Regions from separate parts of the Homo sapiens genome. Here region 2 is linked to region 1. Evidence: read pairs that join two places in POLR2A ChIA-PET (ENCODE). Cell type or tissue: GM12878. All regions are shown on one strand. Links, peaks and the distances in the headings refer to the core of each region. The heading gives the core; the rest is flanking DNA.

The links. Peaks named below come from ENCODE experiments on the same cell type or tissue, not always from the same donor. Only the 100,000 strongest peaks of a DNase experiment are listed, where the experiment ranks them.
Region 2: POLR2A ChIA-PET joins it to region 1 with 6 read pairs; 2 of 35 experiments call an interaction of 5 or more read pairs at or near these places.

The regions. Positions count from the first base shown.
Region 1 is chr13:30,524,352-30,532,695 of GRCh38, reverse strand. It overlaps a transcript of HMGB1 not described here. Among named protein-coding and RNA genes, the nearest start is that of HMGB1, 63 kb to the right of the region's middle. In GM12878, for the core only: no CTCF peak of the experiment used is centred there; a DNase peak (open chromatin) is centred at 3,385.
Region 2 is chr13:30,589,687-30,598,030 of GRCh38, reverse strand. It overlaps a transcript of HMGB1 not described here. Among named protein-coding and RNA genes, the nearest start is that of USPL1, 24 kb to the left of the region's middle. In GM12878, for the core only: no CTCF peak of the experiment used is centred there; no DNase peak of the experiment used is centred there; H3K4me3 peaks cover 460 bases.

The DNA.
Region 1 (8,344 bases), core at 145-8,144:
CTCTACTAAAAACATAAAAATTAGCTGGGCATGATGGTGCATGCCTGTAGTCCCAGCTACTCAGGAGGTTGAGGCAGGAGAATCACTTGAATCTGGCAGGCAGAGGTTGCAGTGAGCTGAGATTGCGCCACTGCACTCCACCCTGGGCGACAGAGTGAGACTCCGTCTCAAAAAACATATATAAAAAATAAAGGATTGATTTATTTTTAATTATGACATAGCAATATAATGGAATACTATGGAGCTATTTAAAAGAATGAAGTATACCTAGGTCTACTTATATGGAAAGATATCTGCGTCACTGCTTAGTGGAAAAAAAACAAGTTGCAAAATCCTGACCCCATTTTTTTTTTTTTTTTTTGAGACAGAGTCTTGCTCTGTCGCCCAGGCTGGAGTACAGTGGTGAGATCTCAGCTCACGGCAACCTCCGCCTCCCGGGTTCAAGCGATTCTCCTGCCTCAGCCTCCTGAGTAGCTGGGATTACAGGTGCACACCACCATGCCGGCTAATTTTTGTACTTTTAGTAGAGACGGGTTTCACCATGTTGATCAGGCTGGTGTCGAACTCCTTACCTTGTGATCTGCTCGCCTCGGCCTCCCAAAGTGCTGGGATTACAGGTGTGAGCCACTGCGCCTGGCCTGATTTTTTAAAAATACATAGATTATGGACATGCATAAAGAAATCTATAATACCATAAACGTGGCTATCTTTGGGAAGTAGAATTATGAAGGACTTTAGATTTCTGTTTTGTAAAATGTTTTATTTATTATTTATTTTATTTATTATTTATTTATTTATTTTGAGACAGTCTTGCCCTATTGCCCAGGCTGGAGTGCAATGGTGAGATCTCGGCTCACTGCAACCTACACCTCCTGGGTTCAAGCCATTCTCCTGCTTCAGCCTCCCGAGTAGTTGGGATTACAGGTGCCCACCACCACGCCCAGCTAATTTTTGTATTTTTAGTAGTAGAGTTTCACCATGTTGGTCAAGCTGGTCTTGAACTCCTGACCTCAGGTGATCCGCCCACCTCGGCCTCCCAAAGTGCTGGGATTACAGGCGTGAGCCACCGCACCAGCTGTAAAATATTTTACAATGAGCATGTGTGACTTTCATATTCAGGAAAAAAATTTCGCTGAAAACACACACACACACACACACACACACACACACACACACACACACACACGTATATGTTACCTAGCATAGCAGTTCCGAGTAGTTAGTGGTTGTTATGAGAGTTCCACTTCCAGCGTGGGTGCGCTACATCTTTAAATATTCCTGTAGCAATGAATAGCCACTGTGCCTAGGGTTTCTGTGTGAATACATACCCTCTTTTTTTATTCTTGATAGATTCATTATTTCAGTTGAGGCCTTGTTCTCTTTTCTTTCATTAGCTTTAATCAGCAGGCTCGGGGCACCTGTCACAGGGGATGCCATCATTCATTTTAATTTTTAAAATTATAGTAGCAATTTAAGCTCATCCTAAACATGAAAAACAAATCTGCAGTTAGTAAAGTAAAACCTTAAAGTCATCAATTTCACCATGCCTTTCAGTCCCACTACCCAAAGATGGCAGTGGTTCAGTGTATGGTCTTCACAGCTTCTGTGCATATGCAAATGTGTGTGTGCACTTGTTTTTTATTTGTCTTTTGAGACAGGGTCTCACTCTTGCCCGGTCTGGAGTGCAGTGGCACAATATCAGCTCACTGCAGCCTCGACCTTCTGGCCTCAGGTGACCTTCTCACCTCAGCCTTCTGAGTAGCTGGGACTACAAACATGTGCCACCACACCCAGCTAATTTTTGTATTTTTTGTAGAGACAGGATTTCGTTATGTTGGCCAGGCTGGTCTTGAACTCCTGGGCTCAAGCAATCTGCCTGCCTCCACCTCCCAAAGTGCTAGGATTACAGGCATGAGCCACCATGCCCAGCTTGCATTTGTGTTCTTGTTGCACCAATAAGATCATGAAGCATATAAAAAAAGTCTTTCCACAACAGAGATTTATATATACTATGTCTTTTTTAAGAACTGCATAATATTCTACTTTGTAGATGTAATTTATTTCACCATTCCCTTATTGACAGAATTTTCACTATTGTTAGCAGAGCTACAAAAATACTTTTACCTATATATTTGCACACTTCAGTGAGCAGATCTGTAAGATAAATTCCTACAGGGGAACTAGTATTGGTCAAAGGGTATCCATGTGGATAATTGTTATCATGTTGCACTGACTTACATTCCCAGCAGTACATGTATGAGTTCCTTTTCCCCTACACACTTTTACCTGCACAAGTTGAGTATTCTTTACACAAAATGCTCAGGACCAGACATGTTTCAGACTTCAGATATTTTAGGATTTTGGAATATTTGCATATACATAATGAGATATCGTGGGCATGGGACCCAAATCTAAACATGAAATTCATTGATGTTTCATATACACTCTATACAGGTAGCCTGAAGGTAATTTTATGCAACATTCTTAGTAATTTTTGTGACCCATCACAAGAAGTCAGGTGTTTTAGAAATTTTAGAAAATTTTGGATTTTGGGTTTTCAGATGAGGGATGCTCAACTGTATTGTGTATTATATATTATTGTCTTATTATTGCTTTTATTTGTTATTATTTTTAAATCTTTGGTAATTCAGTATGTGAAATAATGGGTGTCATTGTTGAATTTGAATTTTTTTCATCAGACTGAAGACATCATTTCTTTATTGCCACCATCCATTTGGAAATGTTATGCACATTCTGCAAATCCAATTGGAAGTCTGGCCTAGAGTTTGGTTAGATGGTGGCAGGGAAATAATATGCTTAGAAACGTGGTCCTGGATAGAATGTTGAGGAAAAGCAGAGAGAGAAGATGTGTGTGGGAGACAGATTGGATAGTGGCATATTTTTTTGCATAGAAATCTGTTAGCTGTATGGCTGCTGTTTCAGCATCCCTGAATCCGCCTGGCTGAAATGGGCCATCTATCTATTCACCTTTGTTCACAACGATAGAAATCGTGTCCAATATTCTCTATGTGCTTTTTCTCACTGAAATCTGGCATCATAATGACTCAGCATCTGGAGGAGCCAATACAAGTGAATCAAGTTTGCGTTCATCACCCAGCAGTGCCTCGTATGCCTAAGGGATTTCATGGAACTTCATTTCAAAATCATAGTTTGAAATGGTCATGTTTCAAACAACTATAAAGAAACTTTAAAATGTGGCAAAATGTGGACAGGGCCTTAAATGTAGGAAGAATGTTCAGATAACTTTGCAAACAGCTTTTTGGTGATAGCTCAGTTACTTCTTGCCTCATTAGTTGTCCTTGGTTCATAGGACATCCGTGACCCAGCATAAGTCAATGATAAAGTTTGTTCCAATACACATTATTTCTCCCTTTCAGAATGAGTGGCCTTGGCAGATGTGAAACCTCTCTGAGCAGGTAATGTCCCTAAAGGGGGCACGCAGAGAGACTGTGCAGGGTCACATTGTGATGGAGATGTGGGTAAAGAAACTCACAGACACCATTGCCTTTTCCATCATTTAGGATGTCTTTACTGCTTTCTTCATTTCACCATCCAGAAATACCGAATTATAAAGGATGTGATTCTTTCTGACTACCCAAGACATCCAAAATTCAATCTTTTTTTTTTTTTTTTTTTTTTTTTTTTTGAGACGCAGTCTCGCCCTGTCGCCCAGGCTGGAGTGCAGTGGCGCGATCTCGGCTCACTGCAAGCTCCGCCTCCCGGGTTCACACCATTCTCCTGCCTCAGCCTACCAAGGAGCTGGGACTAGAGGCGCCCGCCACCACGCCTGGCTAATTTTTTTGTGTTTTTAGTAGAGACGGGGTTTCACCGTGTTAGCCAGGATGGTCTCGATCTCCTGACCTCGTGATCAGCCCACCTCGGTCTCCCAAAGTGCTGGGATTACAGGAGTGAGCCACCGCGCCCGGCCCCAAAATTCAATCTTATGCAAACTTCAGTTGAGGATGTTTCCCCTGATTCTTTCGCAGCTTCCACATCCCAGTAGTTCTCCGTTTTTAACTTATCAGCTGTTCTCTATGGATGTCATGCCTTGAGATGTTATCTTCCAAACACACAGCATACACAACTAACTCATTGTTTCTCTTTTTAGAAAATTAAGCAAATATGTATATAACTGCATATGCGGGCGTCTGGTCAACCAGAGGCAACAAACGTGACCTCACAAGTTTGTGTAAACTCAGTCAAAAGCAAGGGAGCGCAATACGGTAGTCCTTTTATGGGTTAATATGATCTCACCCTCCCCCCACCACAGTAGTGATCTTTCTGTTCCTCAAAAGGGAAGGGCCCTGGGCTGGGAACCCCTTCAGTTATCCCTTCTGAATGGTACAAATCTCCTTCATCCCATCCCTCTGATGGTCCCAGTTGGTTGTGGTTGGCCATGAAAGAAGGTAAATGGCTCAAGATCACTGCACCTCATTCCCCACCTGAAAAAAGACATTTCATATTTACATTTTGCTGGCGATGGGAGCCCTGAGTCAAAACCTGTACGTAGAAAACAGCCCAGGAGACGGGTTGCCTGGTCACTGGCGCTGCAGCACACCGAGTTCCCTGCTCTGGGTCAGGTTGTTAAGACCGCATGAGGATGCGCTGCTGTAAAAGTGCCTGCTTTTTCCAATTTAGGTTCACCAGAGTGCATAAATCCACTGACAGCTCTCTTCAAACAGTTGTTCTCAACTTTAAATAAAATTTTGAAATAACACCTGGTTTGCCTTTTTAAAATTTCAATTTTAAAAGAGACAGGGCAGCAGGAGGGTATAGATTAGGGGGCTATGGAAGGCATTCTACTATGGGGGGAAGAGCACACATCTTTCAGAGTTTGACTTTGAACCTTGACTTCACTAAACATTTGGCTATATGACCTTGGGAAGGTTATTTTTAAGCTTTGATTCCCTTCTCTGGGAGCAGGAATAAGACTCCTTTGGAGTCTTGTGGACATTTATGAATAATAACTTCAGCACAGCATAGGGCTGGGTGTGGGGTCAGGGCTGAGTAAAGGTGAGCTTGCCCATCTCCTCTCCATCTCTTTTTGTGTCACACTGTATCGGCGCCTTCTGTTTCTGCAGTTAAGGGCAGTGCTGGATGTCGTGGTGATGCTGACCCTGAGGAAGTGACAGCCCACTTTCTCAGGGGAAGTGGTGGCATAGACACAGGCAATCATATGTCATTCATAGAAGCAAGTCCCCAGCCACTGTGGACCACCGACATCTGAGGAAGGTGGGAAGAGGCTCAGAGGTAGGAGCTACCACCCCAACTCAGGCGTTACTCACCGAGCTACATGGCAGTCTCAGGGTGGGGACAAAGGTCAGGGGGCCCACCATCCCGAGAGGTTCCTTCCTTGGTGAGCTGACAGGCCAGCTTCTCCCTGAAGTTTCTTACAACTGAAGTTTCAGTTCTGGCAAACAGACTACGGACCTAAGTCCTAGGCCCAGCAACTGCCTTCCCAGGCAGGTCCCATTCCATTTTTGAGATCACTGCTCCTTCTCAGCTTTCTCGCCCGCCTCCCTGGAGAGAGAAGGTTCAGCACCGGATGCACAGCCGCTGCGGCCCCTGCTCTGTGAGGACTCTTGAGCCTCTAGCGGGGAATGACCCATGCTACTTGTTAAAAGGCGGGCTCGGCCCCTCCGGGCTCCTCCTGGCCAAGGAGCCTGCGTAGCTGCAGGATGTAAAGCCAAAGGCCATCAGAAGGATGTGTGGAAAACACTGCGGTTAGGAATGAGCAGACATTCCTAATGGAGCACGGACCTCAGGCTGATTGTGATCTGAGACAAAACAGTGCCAAGTGCTGCTAAATCATTAGAACACTTGTGGATAACAGCAAGAGAAATAAAGACACACAGACTCTCTCACAGGAAGGCTCTGTGGTATGGAGAGGAGCTTTGGCGACAGAGGGCAGAGGCCCCTTTCTGGTTGTCTTGGGACAAGTCATTTAGTGATGGTGGAGCTAGGGCTCGTGGTGGCAGGCTTGCTGTCTCCCCATATCAAGGTCTTGCTGTGTGCCAAGCACTGTCAGGTTCCTCGTAGACGTCATGTCCCAATAGCCCTATGAGGCAGGCACTGTGATTATAGCAATTTGATTTTAATTTTTTTTAGGTTATCTGGTGAGGTTGCAGATCTCTCTGGATGAAGAATCTCAGACTCAGAGGTGAAATGATATGCAGGCAGAACCAGTCTCACTGTTCTCTGTCTTAATGTCTCTCAGCCTTCATTTATCATCTGCAAAATGGGAATAAAAAATACAATCTCATAGAGTTAGAGAAATAATGAATAATTCACAAGTCTGTGGTATATAATATGTGTTTGGGCCAGGCGTAGTGGCTTGCGCCTATAAACCCAGCACTTTGGGAGGCCGAGGCAGGCGCATCACTTGAGGTCAGGAGTTTGAGACCAGCCTGGCCAACATGGTGAAACCCCATCTCTACTAAAAATAGAAAAATGAGCCAGACATGGTGGTGCATGCCTGTAATCCCAGCTACTCAGGAGACTGAGGCGTGAGAATCACTTGAACCTGGAAGGTGGTGGTTGCATTGAGCCAATATCATGCTACTGCCTTCCAGCCTGGGCATCAGAGCAAGACCCTGTCTCAAAAAAAAGAAATAAAAGTTGTTAGATGTGGGTTATTTAATGTTGCATATTGCCTTCCAATTTTAAAAAAAATTGCCAGGCTGAGCACAGTGGCTCATGCCTATAATCCCAACACTTTGGGAGGCCAAAGCGGACAGATCGCTTGAGCTCAGAAGCTCCAGACCAGCCTGGGCAACATGACGAAACCCCCATTATATGGTTAGGCTTTGTGTCCCCCCACAATCTCATCTTGAATTGTAATCCCCACCTGTCAAGGGAGAGACCAGATGGAGGTAATTGAATCACAGGGGCCATTTCCCCATGCTGTTCTTATGGTAGCGAGTGAGTTCCCGTGAGACCTGATGGTTTTTTTTTTTATGTTAATAATGGAGTTTAATATTTTGTTTCTGTGCAATCTTATGAAATACAACTTGTTTTATAAGAATTTTCAACAAAGTATTAGTTTCCTTTTGCAAAAAGTTATTAGTTTGCCATTTAGTAGCTTTTAAGTATGTTGAATTTTTTTACATAATTAAGAACCTCAATATTCTTGTTATCAAAAACATTTAGTGAGTACCTCCATGTGCAAAACAACTGGGCTAAAGAGTCATAGGACAGAGCCCTACTGTCAAGGATCTTTGAGTCTGTCTTGAGAGATACTTTATTCTTTCATCTCTTCCTTTGCTGTGGTTCACATCTGATGTCACAAAAACCAGTGGGGGTTGGGAGTACGCCAAAGAACAAGAATACTGAGACATTTTGCTGCAATATTTTGTGCATCCCTAAAGGCCATTTCTAAATAACAACAATGGTGATGACAACAAAATTACACCTGTCATTTATCAGGAACATACAATGTCAAAGCACTGTGCTGAATGATCATTTATCTTTAAATGATCAGATGCTTTCAATGATCATCCAGTTCTTCCACCTACTCTCTGAGGTTTCTATTCTTATTTTTGCCATTTTATACATGGAGTCTGAGCTTAGAGAGATTAAGAAACTTCTATTATTTTAATAGTTAGCAGAGTTCGGATTTAAACTCAATCCTGTTAGACTTCAAAGCCATATTTGTAACCATTTTACTATGCCGATTTGTTCTGTCTGGCCTACAAATAAGAATGTATTTGTTTGTTTAATACTTATTTGTTGGATATCTACTATGTGATAAAAAAACAACGCATATATAACCACAGGCAAGGTTCCAATTAAGAAATAAATCTTAGGAGGGGCCTGTGGTGAAATACAATGTGACCAAATCTTTATATATCTTTTCAAGTGTATAAACTGCAGATGGTTACAGACATAAATATTGGTAACTTCATATACCAGTTTCAGTTAGCCAAGTCTGTTGAAGAATTTCACCAAATTATTATTATTATTATTATTATTATTTATTTTATTTTATTTTTGAGACAGAGTCTTGCTCTTGTCACCCAGGCTGGAGTGCAATGGCACGATCTTGGTTCACTGCAACCTCTGCCTCCTGGGTTCAAATGATTCTCCTGCCTCAGCCTCCCAAGTAGCTGGGATTACAGGCACCTGATGGTGGTTTTATAAGTGTTTGGTAGTTCCTCCTGCATTCATTCCCTCTCCTGCCGCCTTGTAAAGAAGGTGCCTTGCTTCCCCTTCACCGTCCACCACGATTGTAAGTTTCCTGAAGTCTTCCTAGCCGTGCTCAACTGTGAGTCGATTAAACCTCTTTCCACCCAGTCTCAGGCAGTTCTTCTTTTTTTTCTTTTTT
Region 2 (8,344 bases), core at 324-8,323, 65 kb before region 1:
CCAATTAGACAGTAATTCTGAGGAAGGGACAGCTACTCTAAGGCTATCGGAAGCATGCCTGGGCTGGTGTAAGATGTCCCACCTAGGAGAGAAAATGATTTGAAAAAGATAGTTTCCTTTGGCTTGGAATGCTGAAAGAAAAAGGAGCCCAGGGAAAGGAGGCTTGTTAACCCTACACACCAGGGGTCAGGCTATGAGTCAAATGTGACCTGAGGTCTGTTCCTGTAGTCCGTTGGGATGAGGGTGATTTTTACATTTTTAAGGAGTTATAAAAAAAAAATGTAACAGAAACCTTGTTTGGCCCACAAAGCCTAAAATGTTTACTATCTGACCTTTTGCAGAAAAAGTGTGCTGTTCCTTGCATATAAGTATAGAGGATTATAGAGGGTCTGTTTGTATCTTCAACTGACAGGCTTGTGGTATACTGTAAACAGTTGAGTATGAGAAATCTTCCCAAACATTTGTAGCATTTCATAGGATTATCCTATTTTAGACCAGTGTTAAGAGCTCATTTGTATTAGTTTGCTAGGACTGCTGTAACAAAGTACCACAAATTGGGTAGCTTGAACAACAAAAATTTATTTTCTTACGGTTCTGAAGACTAGAAGTCCAAAATGATGTATTGACATGGTGGGTTTCTTCTGAGGACTGTGAGAACCTGTCCCATGACTCTTCCTAACTTCTGGTGATTTGCTGAAAATCTTTGGTGTCCCTTGGCTTGTAGATGTACCGCCCCGGTCTCTGCCTTCATGTTCATTTGATATTCTCCTTGTTTGTGTGTATCTGTATCCAAATTTCCTTTTTTTTATAAGGACACTGGTCGTATTGGATTAGGTCACTCCATGACCTCTTCTTTATCACTTGCAAAGACCCTATTTCCAAATAAAGTCACATTCACAGGTATTGTAGTTTAGGACTTCAGCATCTTTTGTAAGGGGCATAATCTAACCCATAATATCTTCTAAGCCTTTGTTTTACAGAGAAGAACAGAGAAACTATGAAAGTATAAAGAAGTCATTCAAATCATACAGCTGTCTAGGAGCAGAACCAGTATTCAAATGTAGGTCCACTGACTAACCCAGTATTTGTTCACCTACATACTATATAATATGCAATTGCAGTGTAATGAGGTTCAGTCAAGTGTAATACTTGTTTGTACTAGTTACACTATTCCAGTCATCTTTCCTATGCCTTCCGTTAATCATGGAGCAATAATAAATTATAGATGGATCAGAATTAATTCATTTCTATTACAGAAATGAGCACATCATGCACTATTGTTAGTGTATTCCGTTCTGTATCCTTTGTGTATTCAGTTCTGAAAGAATTTACTCAAGGCCTGCTGTTTGCTAAGGAGTATCTAAGCATACTTGCATAGTAAAGTTGTAGAGAATGTGCCTTAGTCTGGGTTTCTACATTGCCTATTTCAACAGGTTCTAGTCACAACTCTGCTGCGAGTTCTAAACTCAAGTCTTGCTGGTTTTGTTCTTTGATAAATCACTTTCTTAAGCCTTAATTCTCGTGAGTTGTTCCCATGAGATTTTCAGAAACCCCAGGTAACTTTAGGATTCCATGATTCTGTGACTGTGGTGAGACATTTTTTGCATTTGGAGCATCTGATGGCTAAGGAAACCACATGTAACTTCATGCTAAGGCGCGTATGGTAAACCACTATAAAGACAGACTTATCTGGCCAACATGGAGTGATGTTTGTGAATGCTAATTGTAGGGCCCTAGTATGTGATTATAAAAATAATACCAAACAATTACTTGTGACTTTGTAAGTCTTTCTTTATATATATTCTGGTGTGTAATTGATTATAAAGGGAGAGAATATTGTCAGAGTGCCGTATTTTGTATTACAATTACTGGCCAGATTATTCAGTGAAGAACTAAATTAAAAAGGTTACACCCCAGAGATCACCTAATATTTCTTACCATTGGCATACCAAGGAATTGAGTTTAATTGCACCTTCTTCGCACTCCCCTGGTGTTTTCTCTTCTGTGTAGCCAGCTTCCAAGATGGCCCCCAAGGATTCTTGCCTCTTGTTACTCATGCCCTTATGCAGTCCCCTCCCAGACTAAATAGGATTAACTTGTACAGCCAGTAGAATATTGTGTAAATGACAGTATGTCACTTTTGAGGCTAGGTCATGAAAGACATTGTGGCTTCCACTTTCCTGTCTTGGAATACTCACTATGGGGAAGGTCATGAGGACATTCCAGCAGCCCTGTGGAGAGGTCCATGTGATAAGAAACTAAGGTCTCCTCCCAGCACCCAGCAGTAACTTGCCTAGTATGTGAGTGAGCCACCTTGCAATTGGATCGTGCAGCCCTCAAAGCCCTCAGAGCCCTCAAAGGATGGCCGTCCCAGCCGACATCTTGTCTACAGCTGAGCCAGATCCACCCAGTTAAGCTGCTCCTGGATTTCTGACCACAGAAACTTTATGAAATAATAAATGTTTATTGTTTCAAGCTACTAAAGTTAAGGAAATATGCTACGCAGCAATAGATAAAAATACAACCTTTGTTGATTCTGCCTTTTTCTCAGATCATTGTATATATCATCTGCCACTAGATTTTTACTGAGCAGAGCTTGTGTCTGAACTCATTTTTGTAGGCCTTACAGAAGTCGTTACAGCCTTCAATTACTTCTTAGATTGAATGTGGTTGACTTGGATCGTGGCTAGAACATCTGGGTTGCTCCTATTGCTTCTGTTTGGAAAGGTGCAAATTACCTCTACCATTTTATTTAGAAACAAATGCAGTATTTTTAATGAGTTTCATTTAAAAAGAATTTAGATTGTTTGAAATATGTAAAAGAAATAAAAATACAATTTTTTATCTGAGACTACATTTCAACAAAGATCTAAACAAATGGGAGAAGACTCACTAGAACCAGGAAAAACTGTTGAAGGGGGTGGTAATCTTTGAAGAGTTTACTAGATGAAGAATGACCTTTTTTTGCTTGCTTTTATTTTTCATTTGAAAATAACTTCAAATGTAAGTTAAAAAAACAACACAAAGAACGTCTGTATGCCTTTTACCTAGATTCACCTGTCATTAAGATTTTGTCTCATTTGGATGCAAAGCCAAACTACAATGAGACACCATCTCTTACCAGTTCAAAATGGCTACTATTAAAAATCAGAAAAGAACGTATGTTGGCGAGGCCGTGGAGAAAAGGGAACACTTACACGCCGTTGGTGGGAATGCAAATTAGTTCTACCCCTGTGGAGAGCAACTAAAAATAGAAATACTTATCTGAGCTAGCAATCCCATTACTGGGTATATACCCACAGGAAAATAAATCATTCTGCCAGAAAGACACCTGCGCTCAGATGTTCATTGCAGCACCGTTCACAATAGCAAACACATGAAATCAATGTAAGTGCCCATTAATTGATGAGTGGATAAAGAAAATGTGTTACCTATACAACATGGAATACTACACAGCCATTAAAAAGAATGAAATCAAATCCTTTGCAGTGACATGAATGTAACTGGAGGCAATTATCCTAACGGAACTAACGCAGAACAAGAAAACTAAATACTGCATGCTCTCACTTGTAAGTGGGAGATAAGTCTTGGGTACACATGGACATAAAGATGGGAACAGTAGACACTGGGAACTCCAAAAGCAAGGAGGGAGAGCGGGAGGGAGGGGGCAAGGGCTGAAAAACTGCGTGCTGGGTACTGTGTTCACTGTTGTGGCAACAGGAACATTAGAGGTCCAAACCTCAGCTTCACACAATATACCCAAGTAATAACTGCACGTGTATCCCCGGAATCTAAAATTTTAAAAAGCTGAAACTTACAAAATTAAATTTAAAAATAAAGATTTCATCTCATTTGCTTTATCACTTATGCACATGTGTGCCTTGCTCTCTTCCGCTAATACACGTGTGTGTAGATACGTATGTAAATGAATATACACACATTTTTTTCTAAGCCATTTAAGGGTAACTTACATACATCATATCTGTGTGCCTAAATTCTTAGGTGAATAATTCCTAAGAAATACAGTTAGCAACTTCAGCAAGTTTAACATTGATACTCTACTATTGTAATCCAGTTTTGTCAGTCAATTCAATACTGTCCTATATGCCATTTTTTCCTTTCTTGCATTTAACTTTAGTCTCCTTCAATCTGTAACATTTCCATAGCCGTCTTTGTCTTTTATGGCATTGATATTTTTGGAAGAATAAAGACCTCTCCCCACTCCTTTTTTAGTGGAATGTTCCACATTTTGGATCTGTCTGATTTTTTTTATGATTAGACTCGGGTTGTAGATATCTTTTTAAATGTTCTAAAATGTGGAAACAGTAGTCCATTCAAAGGATCAATGTAAAACAAAATTTAGGCCACAGAAACTTTGAAATAATTATTAGAAGCCAAATTGGAAAACCAAAATGTGTTGTAGAATCAACTTCCTAGAAAATGTTTAGAGTAAGATAGTTTTTAGTCTTTCAAGTTTCTATAGATGGGTGGTTCGACAACTGGGTTTTCAAAAATCAAGAAATGTCTTGGCATTGAGGTGAACTTTTGTGGCTTTCTTTAGTTTCATCATGAACTCGGGCTCCCCAAAAGCCAGTGGTATCTTTCTGTAGAAACAGGATTTTTCTTTCAACTTCTGCTAAATTTATTCAACAAACATTACCAAATTCTTGTTATCCTGACATGGAGGTGGTACCTGGGAATACAAAGAAGGGCATAAAAGAGACTTAATATGCCATATTGTTTATTAAAAGATAATCAGAGGCTGACATGCCACAGAGGACAGGAGCAGCTTCTACGGGGGGGTGGTCTGTAACTGCACTGGAGGGGGAATACCTAAATGCTGCTTTCCGCCCAAAGTGGGAAATCCCTGCTGCTCCTGTAAGAGTCACATCTATCTGCAAAGAAAAAACTCTGGCTGGTGCTTGGCATTTTTACCTATTCTCTTGCATTAAAAATGACTAAGCCATACTGAATAGTTTCTCACTTGTAAGTGGGAGATAAGCCTTAGGTACATATGGACATAAAGATGGGAACAGTAGTAAAGGCAATCCCTTTCAGAGACTGGGGGATAAGAGATTATTTCTTTCAATGCTTGAATTCTTGAATTGTTGTTTTGCACTATATGAAGTGTCCCAGGGATTCGCTTTTTTTTTTTTTTTAAAAAAAAGCACTAAATTTTAAATTATCTGTTTTTTCATAATTTTCAACAGTATCACAGGTAAATAGTAAAATTATTTTAAAATGGAAAATGTTTTTTAAGTTTGAAGACAAAGCAACTTTCCATCTTCTGATGCTATGGTCCTGGTTGTGGCTTTGTTCCTGACTTTCTTTAGATTTAAGAAAGATGCTTTGAGATCTTTAGCAAATTCTTAAACAATTCATTTTATCTGAAGACTAACATATTCCCAGCCACAACTTCACTTGTCAGGTTTCTGCAGGGAATAGTTTATTAAACTTGGGGTGCCCAAAATACTGTAACTTAAACCTGGAAATAAAATACCAATATGCTGAACCTGGGATAATTTCTAAGAGTACTACTAAAGATACTTCTATGTTTTTCCAAACATAACATAGGGGAATGGGTATTGGTTGTAGTATGTAGATGTTCTTTAACTTAAATTATATTACCTGGGAAGACTGGTAATTTTCATGTCATTTTCAATATAAGAATAAAGAGAATATAATAATTACCCATTCTAAATTATGTGTTGTACATTTTCTTAATACAGTAACTAAATATGCCAAAGAAAAGGAGCTGTGATTTCATATTATCAGAAATATGACTTTTAAAAGCACCTAGATAACAGAAATTCAAGAAGATCCATGAATGTAATATAGGGGAAAATGTTTTTTTTTTAATTTTGTGGCTAGATATTATTCTATATTGACAAGTATTGACCAAAGAGAAATATTTTATTGATTAAAAATATATTTTAATCAAAATAATTCTCTGATAGGACATTCTAAATAAGCTAATTTTGACAATTTTCCTTCTGTTAAAATTGAGAGGAAAGAACACAGTTGCTTTCTCCCATGCAGTTGAAATGCATTTAACTATAGTATATAATATAACTGGTCTTTCAGATTACCTTAGTTATTGCGCTACCCACAGTAGGACAATATTGTAAAGCATAAGAGAACCTCTGAATCTGATTATAAATGAAATAGAGATTACTTAGAGGTTATTTCTTGTCTATATTGTTAATATAGAATAAGAGTTGACTAGGTAGTCTTACATTTAAAAATCCCTGTTGTGGCCAGGCATGCGTGGTAGGCCAAGGTGGGAGGATCGCTTGAGCCCAGGAGTTAAAGACCAGCCTGGGCAACATGGCAAAACCCCATCTCTACAAAAAATTAGCCAGATGTAGTGGCATGCGCCTGTGGTCCCAACCACTCAGGAGGCTGAGGTGGGAGAATCGCTGAGCCCGAGAGGCAGAGGTTGCAGTGAGCCAAGATTGTGCCACTGCACTCCAGCCTGGCTGACAGAGCAAGACCCTGTTCAAAAAGAAAAAAAAAAAAAAAATCCCTGGTGCTCTTTACAGAGCTTAGAGAGCAGAATGTAGAGTGCTTAAAATTCCTTAGCACAATATATTATATAAAATCGCCAGGTGTTTCTTTTTTATATCAAAACTTACTGGATATCATACATTTTATATGATTAAACCTTAAACAGGCTTCTCTGTAAAAACACTGTGCCTCGGCCAGGCGCGATGGTTCACACCTGTAATCCCAGCACTTTGGGAGGCCGAGGCGGGTGGATCATTTAAGGTCAAGAGTTCAAGACTAGCCTGGCCAACATAGTGAAACCCCGTCTCTACTAAAAATACAAAAGATTAGCTGGGTGTGATGGTGCACACCTGTAATCCCAGCTACTTGGGAGGCTGAGACAGGAGAATTGCTTGAACCCTGGAGGTGGAGGTTGCAGTGAGCCAAGATCATGCCATTGCACTCCAGCCTGGGTGAGAGTGAGGCTTTGTCTCAAAAAAAAAAAAAAAAAAAAAAAGGCCCTGCCTCCTTTTCTAACCTGTTATCCTGCCTTAGTCCACCTTTGTCTTAGTCTATTCAGGCTGCTATAACAAAATACTTTACACTGGATAATTTATAAACAGCAGATATTTATTGCTCACAGTTCTGTAGGCTGAGAAGCCCAAAATCAAGATGTGGCAGATTCAGTGTCTTGGGAGTGCTCACTCTCTGCTTCCAACATGGTGCCTTCGTGGTGTGTCCTCACATGGTGGAAGGGTCAAAGAGGCTACCTCAGGTGCTCATCCTATTCATGAGGGCTCCACCCTCAAAACCAAATTACCTCCTAAAGCCCCAAATTCTTAATACTGTTGCATTGAGGATTAAGATTTCAACATACGAATTTGAGGGGACACAAGTTCAGATCATTGGAACCTTGAATTTCATTCTCTAACAGCATTGAACGGCTTGTCATTTCTTTGCTCACATCTGACTTCTACATCTTACAGTTGCATGTGCAGTATGGTAGCCACTACCCGCACGTGGCTATTTAAATTTAAGTTTAGGCCGGGCGTGGTGACTCACACCTGTATTCTCAGCACTTTGCGGGGAGGCCAAGGCAGGTGGATCACTTGAGCCCGGGAGTTTGAGACTAACTTGGGCAACATGGTGAAACGCCGTCTCTACCAAAAATACAAAAATTAGCCAGTCTCATAACCCAGTCTCTAAATAAATAATAGATTAAAATTTAAAAATAAAATTTAAAGTGCTGTATTAAAAATAAATTTGTTTGAATTCATTAAATTAAATTTAAAATTCAGCCTCTCGGTTGTCGTAGCTATATTCTAAGTACTCAGTGGCCACATGTGCTAGCAGCTACACCTTATTGGACAGTGCAGATATAGAAGATTTCCATCATAGAAAGTGCTGCTGGACAGTGCTACCTTACAGCCCTTTGTTTTAAGTAATCTCTATTTCATTTATAATCAGATTCAGAGACCAGCCTGAGTAACCAACGTAAGTAATCTCTGATTACTTAGGGTGGTCTCCTCTCACTGCCCACCTCTCTCTCTCCTTTCTTATCTATTTAAAGCATTCTTCTTCAAGATTTTTATCAGGTGCAAGAAACATTTTCAGCCAGTCCTGTTCATTCCCAATTTCAGGGTTCTAGCCCTCGAGTCTTCCTTTTTTTTTTTTTGAGACAGAGTCTCACTCTGTTGCCCAGGCTAGAGTGCAGTGGCACAATCTTGGCTCATGGCAACCTCTGCCTCCCAGGTTCAAGTGACTCTAATGCCTCAGCCTCCTGAGTAGCTGGGATTACAGGTGTGTACCACCATTACCAGCTAATTTTTTGTATTTTTAGTAGAGATGGGGTTTCGCT